2 separate regions of the Homo sapiens genome follow, and region 1 is linked to region 2. Evidence: read pairs that join two places in POLR2A ChIA-PET (ENCODE). Cell type or tissue: PC-9. All regions are shown on one strand.

Region 1 (8,000 bases), 77 kb after region 2:
GTAATGATTTGATTAGCTTTCTCCCATGATGTTCCAAAGGACAAGTTCACATCAGAAATCTATGCATTTCTTGAGCAACAAAATGCCAACCAGAGCCAAGGTTATATTTCTATCAACTTAGACAAACTTACTTGGATGAATTCTGACCCTATTATTCATTTCCTAGCTCCACTGAGTCCATTAGTTGTTCCAACCTGAGTGATGACATAGAGGAAATGAAATGTGGCTGAATAGAAAGAAAACAGACTTGGAGGTCAGTCCATCTCCCATCTTTTGCACTCACTGTCTCAGTAACTTTACACAAGTCATTGAGCCTTCTAGACTCTCAGAGTTTTCTCCTCTGCAAAATGGAGATGATGGTTACAACTTTTGCCCACAGGCTCTGAGAGGTGTAAATGAGATAATGCCTGTCAATCACCTGCATGGCACATGGTAAGTAACTACATCATAAGTGGTACCTTCTATTGCTGCTGCGGCTGCACGACTACTACTCCTGTTACCACCACCACCACCACCATCGCCACCACCATCATCATCATCAGTAAATCAAAGCAGGTAAACCTCATAAATCTTTTTCATCAGCACTACTGACATCTCTGTGAACCAGAGAATCAGGAAACAGAGGTTATCTGGGAGTCAATGAGAAAAAGCAGGCAAAGGTAGAAGCTGGAACATCTACAAATAACATAAATATTTAAAAGATGTAAGGAAAAAAATCACAAAGCTATACCTCCACTAAGATTTTGAGGATCTCATGAGAGATGATATTGGGACACTGGAACATCACTCTGATGCTATCCTCTGAGATCTATGATGTAGGCTTAAGCTAACCTTAACATGAAGTCATTTGGGTATTCAATTCAAGAAACTTATCTGAAAAGGGTCCAAAGTAGCTCTGCATTATACTGAATTCCTGTATGGAACACAGGGCTGTATGAGGGTATTCCACGGTATTTTGGATGCCTAGGAGTGAGTCTCCATATAATAAATTATGTAATATATGTAATTAACATGCTATGCAGCAATTATTAAAGTTGGAAAAGAGCCCTTTTATAAGCATTAGTGGAGAAACAGAGGGCAACTTCACAATTGCTTAACAGGCTAACCATGATTTATCATCTTTCACTAAAAGTAGTTTTGACATTTGGGAGATATTTTTATGGTCCACACTTCATTCAAATTAGTAATATTCAAATTATAGAGGGCCACAGTAACTGCATAAATGTTCTACAATCGATTTTAAAAAACGGTTAAAATTTTTATTGCTTCTGTGTCTTGAAAGCTATTTTAAATTTCCTTTTCTCATTCCCATCCATCCAGATCATTAAACCAGACCTGACCTCCACCCCAGAAATCCCTCAGAGAAAGAATATTCCATGGAATATATACACACGAACATGTATGTGCACACATACAACACACACAAAATGCACACTACAGCTGCACATACACACACTCCTGTGCATACACACATATGGATATGTTGAGGAGGATGATGAGGTACAAGAGAAATGATAGTAAGGCAATAATCTTGAGCCAGAGCTCTAAATAACAAAGTAAACCACTTCTAATAGAAAAACCTAATTCATGGCATAAATTTATCACTGCTGTTGTACAGCACCTTCCAGAGGACACAGAATATTTCAGGGTGACTCACCAGGTAATTATCCAGTGAAATAATTACATAACTATGGAAGAAACGGGGTGTCCAGTGCAGGGCAGAATTGGGGGAGGCAGGTAATCTGGAGGACAGAGTTTGTATCTACTCACAGCCAGAACATCCTAACTTTAGAACTGTCAAATTCAGTTCTCTAGCAGGAAGAAAAGTCCATCCCCACCCTGATTTTTGAAGCTATGCCCAAAGTAACCTTTTCCATTCCCACCCTACTCCTCCCGTTCTTCCTCTAGCTATTTTCCTACTCTGGAGTAGAAAGACCCTGCCTTGAAAGTCCAATACAGCACATGTTTATTCTCCCACGTCTACACAGTGCCTCACAGGAAATGGAATCAGAGCCTAGGCTCTCATTTCAACTAGCATGTGCACCAATCAACTTCCTGTGTATTATCCAAGGAACTACTAATCCTGTCAAGCCCAGCTGAGACCCCACCAGGCTGGTTTGTGGTTAACTTGCCAATTTAAACTCTAGCTCAATTTTGAAAGCTGAGCTTAGCTGCTAAACATTGCCACATGGTTGAAGAAAGCATGGTGGATGATTGCAAATAGAAACCACCTTCTCCATGACACCAAGAGGATCCCATCATATTACCTGAGTAAATGCCTGAAATATCTGTTCTGTTTATATCTCAGGCACCAAAAGTAAGCCAGACTCATTTAATCCTCATGATACCTCCTCTGGGTGAGGTATGAATCCCATTTTATTGCTCCAGTTTTCTTAAGAAAACTAGAACACACAGCTCTGGTGCCATGAGTTCTGCAATAAGTTTACTGCAATGATGAGAAAAGAAGACAGAAGAGCCAGTCCTCAGACACAAGAACCACATCCCTGAACCACTTACAAAAAATGCACTACGATGAAACCAAGTAGGGAAAGCCACACTAAAATGTCATTTTTATGTGAGCAGCTTCCTCATTTATTTGGTTTGGTGTACTGCATTTTAACACAGGAAACATACATTTAAGCATATACTAAAAAATCGGCTAGTTTCTTCAGTGGCAGGTTGGTGTGTGGATACTACAGCGTCAAAATGTCCATCTTTTGGTATTATGGAAAGATTCTAGAGAATAAGGGCCCTTAAAAGTAGTTTTGAGGGCAGGGGACATTATGGGAACTCTCCGTACCTTTTGCTCAATCTTGCTGTGAAACTAAAACTGCTCTAAAGAAATAAAATCTATTAAAAAGTAGTTTGGGGTGGTTTTTATTTGTTTGTTCATTTATTTGTAAAGAGATGGTATAATCCCCCACCTTAGCTATTAAAAGGGAAATATTTTTTGAGGGTTTTGTTTTTCCAGTTTTGTGACAATGGCACAGACTAATGCTATTTGTAAGAGGTTTAGATGCAGTCTTGGCAATTACCAAGGATTAAAGCCATGATCTTATCTCAAGCATTTTGAAGAGTTACTCATCCAGAAGCAAAAGTTTAAAATATCTTGCATTAAGTTGTAATAGGTTGCCTATCTTACCCAATATTTCAGCTGTAAATTAAGAAATGGTGTGCTTCCACATAAAATATATGAATTACATATTATACAAGCACGAACAGTTTCACTGAGGCATGGAAAATACTTCAAAAGATGACTATAAGCAGACTCTGAAATAGCACTTCATGCAATTACATTCCAATGGCTTTGGAAAATAAGCCACTGTACATCAGTTGGATAACGGTAGAAAAGAACTTGTGTGTAATCAACCTCTACTCTGGGTAGGTCTGAGATTTCTATAACTGACACATCTATAATTAACAACTGCACCCTCTTCATTTTCCTAGCCAATCTCTTTATAAAAGTACATGAAAAGAAAATGCAGAGTAACACAGACCCAAGAAGCAAGTCCCATAGCCAAGAAAAACCACTCTTCTGAGACTGTACGACTCACCTAGAATACACAGAAAGATGAAGACGTACAAGTTAAGACTGGCGAATAGTTCACCCACAATCTCTATACCTAGAAAATGGAGATGCCGGTGCCATTACATTCTAGGATTGACATTAAGCTAATAATGTTTCACACTGTCATTTTTACAAAGACAAAAAGCAACACAAAACTTAAAGATGAGAAATCTCCCCCAGCAGTCTACTCTTCAGTCGATTCTTAATCAGCATTGATTATTTTAATCCTTTGCAAATACACATATATACTGACGTGATTAAACAAGCTATAAAATACAGCAGAATTCCACTATTATCTGCCAGGGCATGAGGTGTTGCATTTAATTGAGTACCCCCCAAATCCCACATAAATTATTAATTGCCAAAAGATTAGCATGAAATCAAACCACAGAAATATTCTTCATGTAAGTTAACTTTTATGTGATAATAGGAAATGCATGTTAAGTTTCTTATCTTTATAATCTCTAGTCATTATGAAAATAGCAAAATGTGGAAAATTTCTACTGTAGTGATAGCTTTGGGTAAAACAGCTTTTAGTAAAGATCAAAATATAAATTTGCAAAAGAAAAAGGGGATAAATTAGAGGATAAGGACTTACTCTTTGAAATGATTATAGTTTGGTTTTTAAAAGCTTTTTTACACTCTTTTAAAAACCAAGGCTCTTAGGCTTAGCCTTAGGAGAGAGCCGAGAGTTATGAAAGTCACCATTCTCCAGAGCGCTGGATTTCCTCACAGCAGTTCTCTACCTCAAATAGGGTTTACCAATGAACTGAAGGGTATCTCAGGTGCCTTTGTTATATCATTTATCCTTCTTCCACTTGTTAAGTTAAAAGTAGAGCCAAGGTTATTCTAGCATATTTTTACATTTTATTAGGATGCTTATACTCACTATTACCATTAAATGCCCCCTTTGCGTTTCTTAGAATAGCACTGTTCAGCAGAAATCAAATGTGAGTTACATATTTAATTTTAAATCTTCTAGAAGCCACATTGATTTAAAAGTACCAAAAGTGAAATTACTTTTAATAAATATTATTTAAAACACGTTCAAAATATCATTGCAACCTGTACTCAAACATACATATAATTAATGAGTATTTTAGTTTTCTCATACTATGTCTTCAAAATCTGATGTGTTTTTACACTTACCACACATTTCAGTTCAAAATAGCCACATTTCACGTGTTCCATAACCACATGTGGCTACCATATTGGACAGCACAACCTTAAATTAATCCTAGCTGTTCGAGGAACTGAAAGACTTTGCTATTTTAACTCAATATAAGATCACAGTTTCATCTATATCTATATCTATATCTATATCTATATCTATATCTATACCTAGAGAGAGAGAGAGAGATAGAGAGAGAGAGACAGAGAGATTCACTCTGTCACCCAGGCTGGAGTGCAGTAGTATGTTAATAGCTCACTGCAGCCTCATTCTCCCGAGCTCAAGGGATCCTCCTGCCTCAGACTCCCAAGTAGCTGGGACTACAGGCATGCATCACCATGCCTGGCTAATTTTTTATTTTTTTTGTAGAGATGGATCTCACTATGTTCTCAGGCTGGTCTTGAACCCCTGAGCTCATGTGACCTTCCATCTTGGCCTCCCAGTGTTAGGACTATAGTTGTGAGCTACCAGGCCTGGCCCCAGTTTCTAATAATTAAAGTCATCTAAAAATGGAACAAGCAGACTTACAAAAGGGTGACAGCCCAGTCTCTGGAAGTGTCATGGCAGAGGCTGGATGGCTTGGGTGGTGTTTTGCAAAGAAGGCAGCCACATCGAGTGCTTCCTATGCCAGGCACTGTGAGACTGTGGCAACTATGAAAAACTAACTCTCTGAATCCTCCCAACAATTTGTAGAGGTGGCTACTATTACCATCTCCATTTTACAGATAAGAAAACTGAGGCACAGGGTACTTCTATTTAAGGTTACATAGCTAGTAAATGGCAGAACCAGGATTCAAACTCAGGCAGTTTGGTCCAAGCTGACATTCCTAGCCACTAAACTCTGCTGTGTTTTCATGTACTTCTTTTTTAAACCGTGAGAATTAGTCATAAGGCACCATTGTTTTAGCTCTTTTTCCCTTAACCTAGGCTAGTTATTTTCAAACTGAGATAGGGCTCCAGATATCCTATCTCCTCTGTAAAAGGCCCAGCTCCATTTACACATCCATGCTCCACCAAAGATTTGCAGAAAAGGGTTAAACCCACTGATGCAGACATATTATAATGACATTATTGGAATTCTGATTTTCTGAGCTTCCTATATCTCTGGAATTGTCTTTGTTAATAGAGCTCCCAAGCAGCAACTTATCCCTGATTTTTCCCTCATCTTTAAAACAATGAAAACACACTTTTCCTAAGCAGTTCATCTCATGACCTCTTGCCAGGTTTACAGTTGTGCCCACTGGCATCTCTGTTCCTCGCCTCCAATCCCCACTCTTTTCTTCTTTTTTTTTTTTTTTGAGACAGAGTCTCACTCTGTCACCCAGGCTGCAGTGCAGTGGCACAATCTCAATCTCGCCTCACTGCAACCTCCACCTCCCAGATTCAAGCGATTCTCCTGCCTCAGCCTCCTGAGTGGCTGGGATTACAGGCATGCACCACCTTGCCCGGGTAATTTCTGTATTTTTAGTAGAGATGGGGTTTCACTATGTTGGCCAGGCTGGTCTCGAACTCCTGACTTCAGGCGATCTGCCCGCCTCAGCCTCCCAAAGTGCTGGGATTACAGGCATGAGCCACTGTGCCCAGCTGATCCCCACTCTTTTCTTTCTTTTTTTTTTTTTTTTGAGACAGTATCTCACTCTGTCACCAAGCTGGAGTGCAGTGGCGCGATCTTGGTTCACTGCAACCTCCAACTCCCTGGTTCAAGTGATTCTCCTCCCTCAGCCTCCCAAATAGCTGGGATTACAGGCATGTGCCACCACGCCCAGCTAATTTTTGTATTTTAGTAGGGACGGGGTTTCACCATGTTGGCCAGGATGGACTCGATCTCCTGACCTCGTGATCCGCCTGCCTCGGCCTCCCAAAGTGCTGAGATTACAGGCGCAAGCCACCACGCCTGGCCGATCCCCACTCTTTTCTACTACTGAGTGCTACTGAGTTCTTTACCTAACATGCAAGGTAACTATGTCATGCTCCTCCTTGGAGTCCTCTGATGACCTTACACTTCACAGCAATGTTTTATTCCCCACATAGTTCAAAAGAGTATTTTCTGGAAGGCTAAGATAACTGTGAAACACTTACTGGAACACCGTTTTCTTTCTTTTACTACAGAATTGAGGAAAGAATGTTTCCCAAAGCATTTTACCATACTCCCTGCTCCCCCACTACAAGTCTCTGGGAACTGGAACAGTGGCGTCAGCTGCCAGGGTTTGAACCGGCCTCACAACTTACCAGCCCAGTGACTGTGGGCAGGTCACCCTATGCTGCAGCCTCCCCATCTGTAACATAGGAACAGCAAGAGTAGGGACACATCAGACTTGTTATGAGAACTACATGAGCTGATATATGGAAACTGCTCAGCAGAGTATATACAATCAAAAGGTGGTAATTATCCTTTGTAACTTATTTTAGAAATACTATCCTATAGATCTAGTTAAAACTCCCTAGGCAGACACAGCAAACCCTTCAAAAGCAGACTCCATCCTGCCCCTTCCTCCTTTACCCTCCTTCCCTTCCATGACCCTTTCATACACACACATACACAACACACACACACACACATCAGTGCAAACAAACTGAACTCTGCCTTTCCCTGAAAATTCCCCTCCACACACACACAGATCAATGCAAGCCAAACTCTGCCTTTCCCTGAAAATTCCAACACACACACACACACACACACACACACACAGATCAGTGCAAACTGAACTCTGCCTTTCCCTGAAAATTCTAACACACACACACACATACACACACACACATACACACACACACATCAGTGCAAACTGAATTCCGCCTTTCCCTGAAAATTCCATGTTCTTTCCTGTTTCTGTACCGCAGCACAAGCAGTTCCCCTTGCTTTGTTTCTTGTTTGTCCTGTTCTCTAAACTCTAGGAGCAAAGACCCTATCTGGTTTCTGGGAGCAGGGACCCTAGCACATTCAGCTTTCCCAGAGCATGACTGTTTGCTGACAATAGGAACCAGGCCTGGATCCTTCTGAAAGCCATGTTAAATAGCAGCATATCATATTTGTCCAAACCTACAGAATGTACAACACCAAAAGTAAGCCCTAATGTAAACTCCGGACTCTGCATGATAATGATGTGTCAATGTAGGTTCAATAATCATAACAAATGTACCACTCAGGGGGTGATGTTGACAGTGGGGGAGGGTGTACATGCACGGGGCCAGGGGTATATGGAAATTCTCTGTACCTTCCTCTCAATTTTACTGTGAATCTAAAATTGCTCTAAGAAATCAAAG
Region 2 (8,000 bases):
GGTGAAAATTACTCCACTCTTCTAAATACCATGCAATAATAGGACTCGCGCTTTTATAAAATGCATAACCTGCAGTATTATAAGGGAAAAACAATAGTTTCTATTGTTATTGAACATGACACTTTTATGTCAGTAACGCAATACCTGTAACTTCCAAAGTCTCCAGCACCTGCTAATTACAAACTGAAAAGGATAATCTGAGTATAGAGAGAGTTACAGCCCACAGAGAGAAGGAAAAGTTAAAGCCTCTGTAATGAGCGAGCTTCAGAAATCGCTGACCTGAAGTTCTTCCTGAGGCTGCTAGACTTCCTTCTCTCTGCAGTGATAGACATGCCCTTCCACTTGACTAAGAAAAGCACAGGAGTTCAAAAACAATCCCTGAGGGTCTGGGGACAAGCCAAAAGGTACAACTGCAGCCCACACATTTTCTTCTCCCCGCATTTTTCCCTTTAACCCAGCCATCTTTACCAAACCTTCTAACAGGCTTGCCTTCTTACCTTGATGTGGGAGGCATTAATGTATCCTGTGTTATTTTCTTTGGTTGGTATCAGCTCTACTCGATTCTCCTCATAGGGGACAACTTCACGGATTCGGCTGCGCTCGGCGTTTTCTGGCAGAGCTGCTGTGCTGAAAATGCCATTCGCCTTTTTCTTTGGAATTTGCTCATATTCTGTGAACACCATTCCCTCTTCTAGTTTCTTCTTCAGGGTTCTGAACTGCAACAGAAATTGATCTTCAGCTCTCTAAATTATCTGATCCAAAAACTCAATGAAACAACCAAATTTCTTTAAATATTTAGCGATTGTGTTAAAAGAGATTTCAAGTTCTACAATCAATGCTTGGTTTGTCTCATTATCAACCATATTGATATTTTCCCTTGTCTAATAACCATTTTCCTTCTTACTCATATTATAAGTAGAACAAATCTGCAAGAACTAGCAAGAGTTGAAATTCAAAAATCAATATTTTTGCTATTAACAACTCTGTTTAAAGTCCTAATGATAAAGAGACTGTTAATCTTAATTATCCAAACATCCTTTCCTCCACCTATATAGCTGTTTTTAAGATGATACTGGTCCACAGTTCTATAGCTCTGAGGATTAAATCACTCTCTTTTTTCCTCCTTCCTGGCCAAACTACTAATTCCAATAACATGGTATTAATTGGGTTAAATGATTTCTCTGAAGTCCCTTCTGGCTTTAAAAACATTCTAATTCTGGATACATACTGGCAGAAATCGAACACCCTGGTGTTATTAGTACTTTATTACATTTATACAACCTGTTTCTTAACCTTCTGACAGCAATTTCGGGAACTAAGGATCCACCTTTCTTCGCTTCTGAAACACTACCATGCAGCTGCTTTCTGCTTTTCAAAACCCATGTTGTCACAATGCATTATCCAGACAATTATAAATCAGCCTCATTTTATGGTCATACGAGGGGACAGCATTTTTAAAGAACTCTATAAATGCTTGGATACAAGGTCATGTCTTTTGCGGGAGACATGGATGGAGCTGGAGGCTATTATCCTTAGCAAACTAAAGCAGAAACAGAAAACCAAATACTGCATGTTGTCACTTATAAGTGGGAGCTAAATGATAAGAATTTATGAACACAAAGAAGGAAACAACAGACACTGGGGCCTACCTGAGGGTGGAGGGTGGAAGGAGGGAGAGGAGCAGAGAGGATAACCATGGGGTACTGGGCTTAATACCTGGGTGATGAAATAATACGTACAACAAACCCCTGTGACATGTGTTTACCTATGTAATAAACCTTCACATGTGCCCCCAAAACTAAAATAAAAGTTTAAAAAAATTAAAAATAAAAATAAATGCTTGGATAAAATAATCACTTCCTAAGAAGTGGCAATTGCTCACAAAAATCACAGAAATTCAGAGCTACTGCAAGTGTTTAACTTGTGCATTTTACAAAACAGGAAGTGGGCCCAAAGAAATTGAGTGACTTGACCAAGTCATACAGCATGTTAGGGGCTGATGGTTTTAGTCAACCAATGATCTGCCAACCGGACAAAGCAGGAAGACCGGAATGGAGAAACATGAGATGCTGAAAGGGACTGATTTAATGCAACACAGTTATACCTGATCTTCCTAATCTCAGATTGAAGAAAGAATGCATCACACAAATCTCAATGCTGGCATATTCGGGCAAGGAGGGTGTTTTGGGATCCTAAGACTACAGAGAATGAGTCACATTGACAAGCCTGCCACTTACCCTCTCGTCCATGGGAACCCGGGTGGCATCAACTCGATTCTCTTCCCGCCCTGAGACTCGAGCCACCGAGAGCCCATTCAATGCTGCCAACATCAGCGGCCTCTTCTGTGCCTCCAGGCCTGCCATCTTCTGCTTCTCTAGATTCTTGCGGCAAGAAAAGGCATGTGCTCATTGTTTATAATACTAGTAGAATGTTGGAATGTGTTTTAATCTCCTCAAATCTGTAACTCCCCAGCCAAGGAATGCAGACAATCACCATCAGTAGGGCAAATTCAAACACAGCCTTCCCACTATTCCCACTGGGCCCCTGGAAGCCAGTTCCTACAGGACTCCTGAGCTTTTATTCTTAATTAACTCCTTAGCTAGATAGACCAATAAATAAGAAAAAAGACTCCCTACAAATACACCCTGCCATAGGGCAAAACAAAACAAAACAAAAACAAAATAGGGTACATGCGATACACTTTAGAAAGGTAAAGATGACAGGACAAGGAAAAGAGAAACAGGGTTATATGAACCATCTAATCCAATCACAGTGACGGACCTTCTGCACAGACGGAACGGAGCAAAACTTGTAAAACAGTTTGTTGTTGATTGAGAGATCCACACACATAAACTGTAGAGGAAAATCTTCCTAAGTTTCCGTCCTGAGGGGCTAATGCTGAGGACGTTAATTCTATAATTAATCTCTGATCCTTGGAATACCTAAGGGTGTGTCATCCCCAGAATTGAGAGCTGATGTGGTTTAGCAAACTCACTAACAGCAAAGCCTGGCTGGGGTCACCTAAGATGATCCGCAGGCATCACCCTCCAGGCTTCACCCAGAGGGCCCACAGTAACAGAGACGGTGCCTCCCAACACAAATGGTGGGACATCACTGCATGCCACTGAGCTATGGGGGAACATGGACTCCGGAACTGAGCAGACCACTTAGGGAAAGGTTTTGATGTTTACACCTGGTCCTGGTTTGTGGCTTTTTGATTTCCATCCTCTCTGCCCTCACCTCTAAATTGAAATTGGATTGGGCAGGGCTGGTTTTTAGCCTCCTGCTGTGCTTCCTCAGGTCCTTGAAACTAACCGAGTATGAAAAAGCTCTCTTTATGCTCACTTCAAGCAAGCCACGAAGGGCCTTTCCTAAAATTAAGTGTGTCTTTGAAGTTAAGGGAAGAACACAGGCATTCCTCATAGAAGCAGATGAGTTTTGCAGGGTTTAGGATTTTGATTCACAATGAAGGGCAACCAATTTGCAGATTCATTTGACTGACACAGATGAAGAGCCATTGAATCCTTGGTTTCTTTTCAAGCCTTGAGAGACTTTTTTCCTTATTCTATGATGTATAAATTCACTCCCCAGGAAGAGGTCTTGACGGAGCCATCCCACAGGGTTATGAATTATTCTAATTGCGGGTGGGAGGACTGCATGACGCCCTTCCATGTGTCTCCACAATGTCACCTACAATCAGAATGAAGCCTGTGTGAGTGACACTGACAACAGGATGCCTATCCTGGTGGCAGCCGACTCATCAGACAAACCAAAGGAGTATCTCAGAGGAGGTTACTGGGAGAAAGTGAGAAAAGCACTGTGAAAGGAAAATATCTTGGGCCCCAAATCACTAAGCTAAAAGGAAAAGTCAAGCTGGGCACTGCTTGGGCAAACCTGCCTCCCATTCTATTCAAAGTCACCCCTCTGCTCACTGAGATAAATGCATATCTGATTGCCTCCTTTGGAGAGGCTAATCAGAAACAAAAGAATGCAACCATTTGCCTCTCACCTACCTGTGACGTGGAAGCCCCCTCCCTACTTCAAGTCTTCCTGCCTTTGCTTCAAGTTGTCCTGCCTTTCCAGACAGAAACAATATTGACTGATGTCTCATGTCTCCCTAAAATGTATAAAACCAAGCCATGCCCCGACCACCTTGGGCACATGTCATCAGGACCTCCTGAGGCTGTGTGACAGGTGTGTACCCTCAACCTTGGCAGAATAAACTTTCTACATTAACTGAGACCTGTCTCAGATTTTCTGGGTTTACAGTACCCAAGGACTTACCACCAAAAGATATAATATTCTTACAAATGACCCTGGTCTCTCAATTCTCGGGAACCCCCTGGGGGAAGATTCTGGATTAAAATTTTTAGGTCTTTGTTTGCTTGCTGCTAGTTTTGGGGAGAAAGAGTTTTTCTTTCTTTTTTTTTATTTCTGCCACCTCTTTCACTTGGGAATCTATTTTCACTGCTCTCCAAAGTTTTGAGAAGGCAATAGTCCTGAAAAATGGGTCCTGAGCTCCTCTCAGCAGTCCTGCTTTCTTTCCACCTGCACTGTAAGGTGACCCTAACTGGGTCTAAGACAAAAAGTAATTAACTTGTCTTTCTCGGGAAAGGATTATTACTCAGTGATAAATCAAAGTATGTCTCTTTGATCCTTCTCACTCACCCTATCAGCTTGTTACCAGAGATAAAAAAAATAATAATAATTCACAAGCTCTGATCTGTGATCAGAGGGCCTTTTCTTCTCAGTGCATCAACTTCTGGCTAGGGGACTACAAGCAGGGAAGTATCTTCAAGGAAGCAGTAGGAGCCAGAATGAGAAGCTATAAAAGCGGCGGAACCATCCATCAAACAGACAAGCAGCTCCAGGAGAGCTGCCCAGAGGGCAAATTCTCACCATACCTGCACACCCCGCCAGCCCCTGAGTTTTCTTTTGCTAAAAGTTTCTCATTGTGTTCTGATCAAGAGGGCCCTTAGAATGGCCATCACCTCTCATGAATTCCCATCAAGCTGGCAAAAGCTGCCCATAGTGAGGAGAGCAGAGAAGTATCTGACCTGTGGGGATGTTGCTTAGGCTATGGGGTGAGTTTTTGCATTAAAAACAAAACAGATGGAGACTCATCTTGGGCTCAAAGCCACTGGCATTGTCACCACCTTGCCTGGCCTCCTGGCTCACTGAAGCAGCTCCTAATCCAACTCTAAGGTCTGCCGGTGTCCTTGAGCTCCTGAGTGTAGCAGATTTGGGGGAAAAAAAAATCAACAGGGAAAATGAAGTAGAAATGGGGTAATTATTTTCTTGAACTAAAGGTTAATGGCTAAAATTTGCTAGTCATTATTACCCACATGAATGGAATGGAAAAGCATCTGGAGAAAAAACAATAGTGAAAATCTCCTTGTTCCTTTGTGATAATGCAAGGAGCTCTAAGGAGGAGACCCATGCCAAGATTTTGGCTACAGGCTATTTGTTTAATACGAGTAACAAGAGAAGAGGATGAATACAACCAAAATGAGGTTATGGGACCATGTGGACATCATTAAGTATCAAGTTGGCAGGGGAAATAGCTAAATTAAATGCTTAGACTGATAGGTTCTTGATGCTAATGTTGCTTTTAAGTGGTCTGGAAGAAGTATTGAAAAATCATTTTCTACCAATAAATTGCTTTATTCCATGCTGGGAAAGCTCTCTCCCAACAGCACCTACCCATTTCTTCCATTCCAAGCCAAAGGTTTTCTTTGCTAGAGGCAAAGGTACACCTTGCACAATTTCCTTCTAGGTTTGCAAAAAGTCATATCTGTATAAAAATCTCTTAGCACTACTCTAGTGGGGCTGGCCAGAACTGTGAGGTTGAGAATGTTCTTAAGGTTTTCCAAAAGTAACAAGGTTGCTACAGATTCAATTTCTGACCCCAGGAACTTGGCTTCCTTAAAACTTTGGGCCTTGATTGTTCTTTTCAGGTTGAATCCCAGTGATGGGTTAGGAAGACCTGGAAATGAAGGTGGCCTAATGGAATCCATCAAAGCAAATTTTAAGTTACAACTGTTTCGGAGTTCCTAAAATTAGGCTTGGCTACCTTATGGTGCAGCCATGGTGAATGAAGAGAAGTCAATCTGGCTTTGATTAGTTCTAGTTAATAGGTTTTTTTTAAAGGAGTGAAAATGTTCATGGCAAGCAGCAATGGAGATTTTTTTTTGTTTTTCTGAGACGGGGTCTTGCTCTGTCATCCAGGCTGGAGTGCAGTGGTGCCATCTCGGCTCACAGCAACCTCCGCCTTGTGGGTTCAAGTGATTCTCCTGCCTCCCTCCTGAGTAACTGGGATTACAGGTGCACGCCACCACACACGGCTAATTTTTGTATTTTTAGTACTGATGGGGTTTCACCATGTTGGTCAGGCTGGTCTTGAACTCCTGACCTTGTGATCTGCCCACCTCGGCCTCCCAAAGTGCTGGGATTACAGGCGTGAGCCACAGTGCCCAGTCGAGATTTTTTAAAGTAGCTATAATCCAAACATTTTCTCATTAGTAAGAGCAGATTCACTTCGTTGTTCTATATGTGCCTGCATAGTCCTGTTCTGACAACTTAACTGTCTCCCCAAATTGTACAATATATTTTTTTAAAGCGATGAGGTTTAGTCCTGTCATCCAGGCTGGAGTGCAGTGGCAAAATCATAGGTCACTAAAGCCTTGAATTCCTGGGCTCAAGCGATCCTCCCACCTCAGCCTCCTGATTAGCTAGGACTACAGGCTCCTGCCATCATGTCTGGCTGGTTCTTTTTTTATTATTATTTTATTTTAGAGATAAGATCTCATTATACTGCCCAGGCTGGCTTCATACTCCTGGCTTCTAGTGCTCTTCCTACCTCAGCCTCCCAAGTAGCTGGGACTACAGGTGTCCCCCACCATACCTGGCTCTGTACATATTATGAAGAAGAGCTATTCATGTCTAGTACTAGGATGGATCTTCAAGTGGTAATATGTATGTATATATGTATGTGTGTATTCACGTATGTGTGTGAATTTTTGACAGAATAAGTTCAATGGAGAATTATTTATCCAATTACTAAGTTATATATCCAATTACTATAATTTTCTTGAATCTGTGTGAAACATCTATTGAAAGAAAATCTGAATACAAAGCTAGACATATCACAGTCCAGACAATACTGGTGAGTCTTGACTTACGGATCTATACAGAAGGCGGTATAGGGATGTTGCTCTTTAATACCTAACTGGATGTGGGGGACAGCTTTCCTTCAAGAAAACAAAACACTAAAAGACACAGCAAGGTGAACTTCCCCAATACCAGCTTACCCAATTGGAAGTCTGAGCTTTGAATAAACAGCAAAATGCTGGCTGAGGCACTGGCCTCAATAACGTACCAAGTACACCTGTTAGAAGCCACAAATGAGAATGGAAGATTTATCTGAAAGGGCAAAAACTCAACATTTTGTGTAATAAAGTACTACCTTTTAAATGCTCAATGATTCCTTAAAAACCTACCACGTTCCCTGCATAAGCCCTGCCCCTTGCTCAGTGCCTGAAGCATGTGCTTTCACACTGGAAAATGCCCTGGGAGAGGAGGACACTCACCCTGATCATCATCTCTCTCTCTATAATGCTGTCTTCCAGGGAAAACATTTCAGACACAGGTCTCTCCTTCACAGGCTCTTTTTTGACCCGCTCCTTCACACTAGTCAGGTCGGGTTCCGAGATGGATGGGCCGAGAGAGGCCCCGTTGACAGCCGGCGGGTCAGTCCGAGACATGCTGATGGCCTTGGCTGGCCCATGCCTCAGCACCCTGGCTCTGGCCATGGCGGGAGGAAGGCTGGCTTGGTCCTGCCTCAGAGCCCCATTGCTCACACTCTTCCTTGGACCGGGGTACTCAGGCGGGGGCTTGTTGGGGATGCGGGCCAGGGCCGCCTGCAGCTGGGCACTGTACTCCATCTTCTCCCGGAGCATGGGGATCTGGGGCACCGATTCTGGAGCCTCCTCCTCCTCCTC

What was found. ChIA-PET counts read pairs that join two places held together with the same protein. Peaks named below come from ENCODE experiments on the same cell type or tissue, not always from the same donor. Only the 100,000 strongest peaks of a DNase experiment are listed, where the experiment ranks them.
Region 1: POLR2A ChIA-PET joins it to region 2 with 10 read pairs; 3 of 35 experiments call an interaction of 5 or more read pairs at or near these places.

What each region holds. Positions count from the first base shown.
Region 1 is chr1:214,453,128-214,461,127 of GRCh38, forward strand. The region is part of intron 2 of PTPN14 (protein tyrosine phosphatase non-receptor type 14); the gene reads right to left. Among named protein-coding and RNA genes, the nearest start is that of PTPN14, 94 kb to the right of the region's middle. In PC-9, no CTCF peak of the experiment used is centred here; DNase peaks (open chromatin) are centred at 204, 1,664, 2,114 and 3,044; H3K27ac peaks cover 2,007 bases.
Region 2 is chr1:214,375,722-214,383,721 of GRCh38, forward strand. It overlaps PTPN14 (protein tyrosine phosphatase non-receptor type 14), which reads right to left. Exons shown (of 19, transcript NM_005401.5): 13 at 7,590-8,000; 14 at 2,238-2,381; 15 at 498-716. Among named protein-coding and RNA genes, the nearest start is that of SMYD2, 99 kb to the left of the region's middle. RefSeq lists enhancers at 4,611-5,112, 5,113-5,612. In PC-9, no CTCF peak of the experiment used is centred here; a DNase peak (open chromatin) is centred at 4,910; H3K27ac peaks cover 1,692 bases.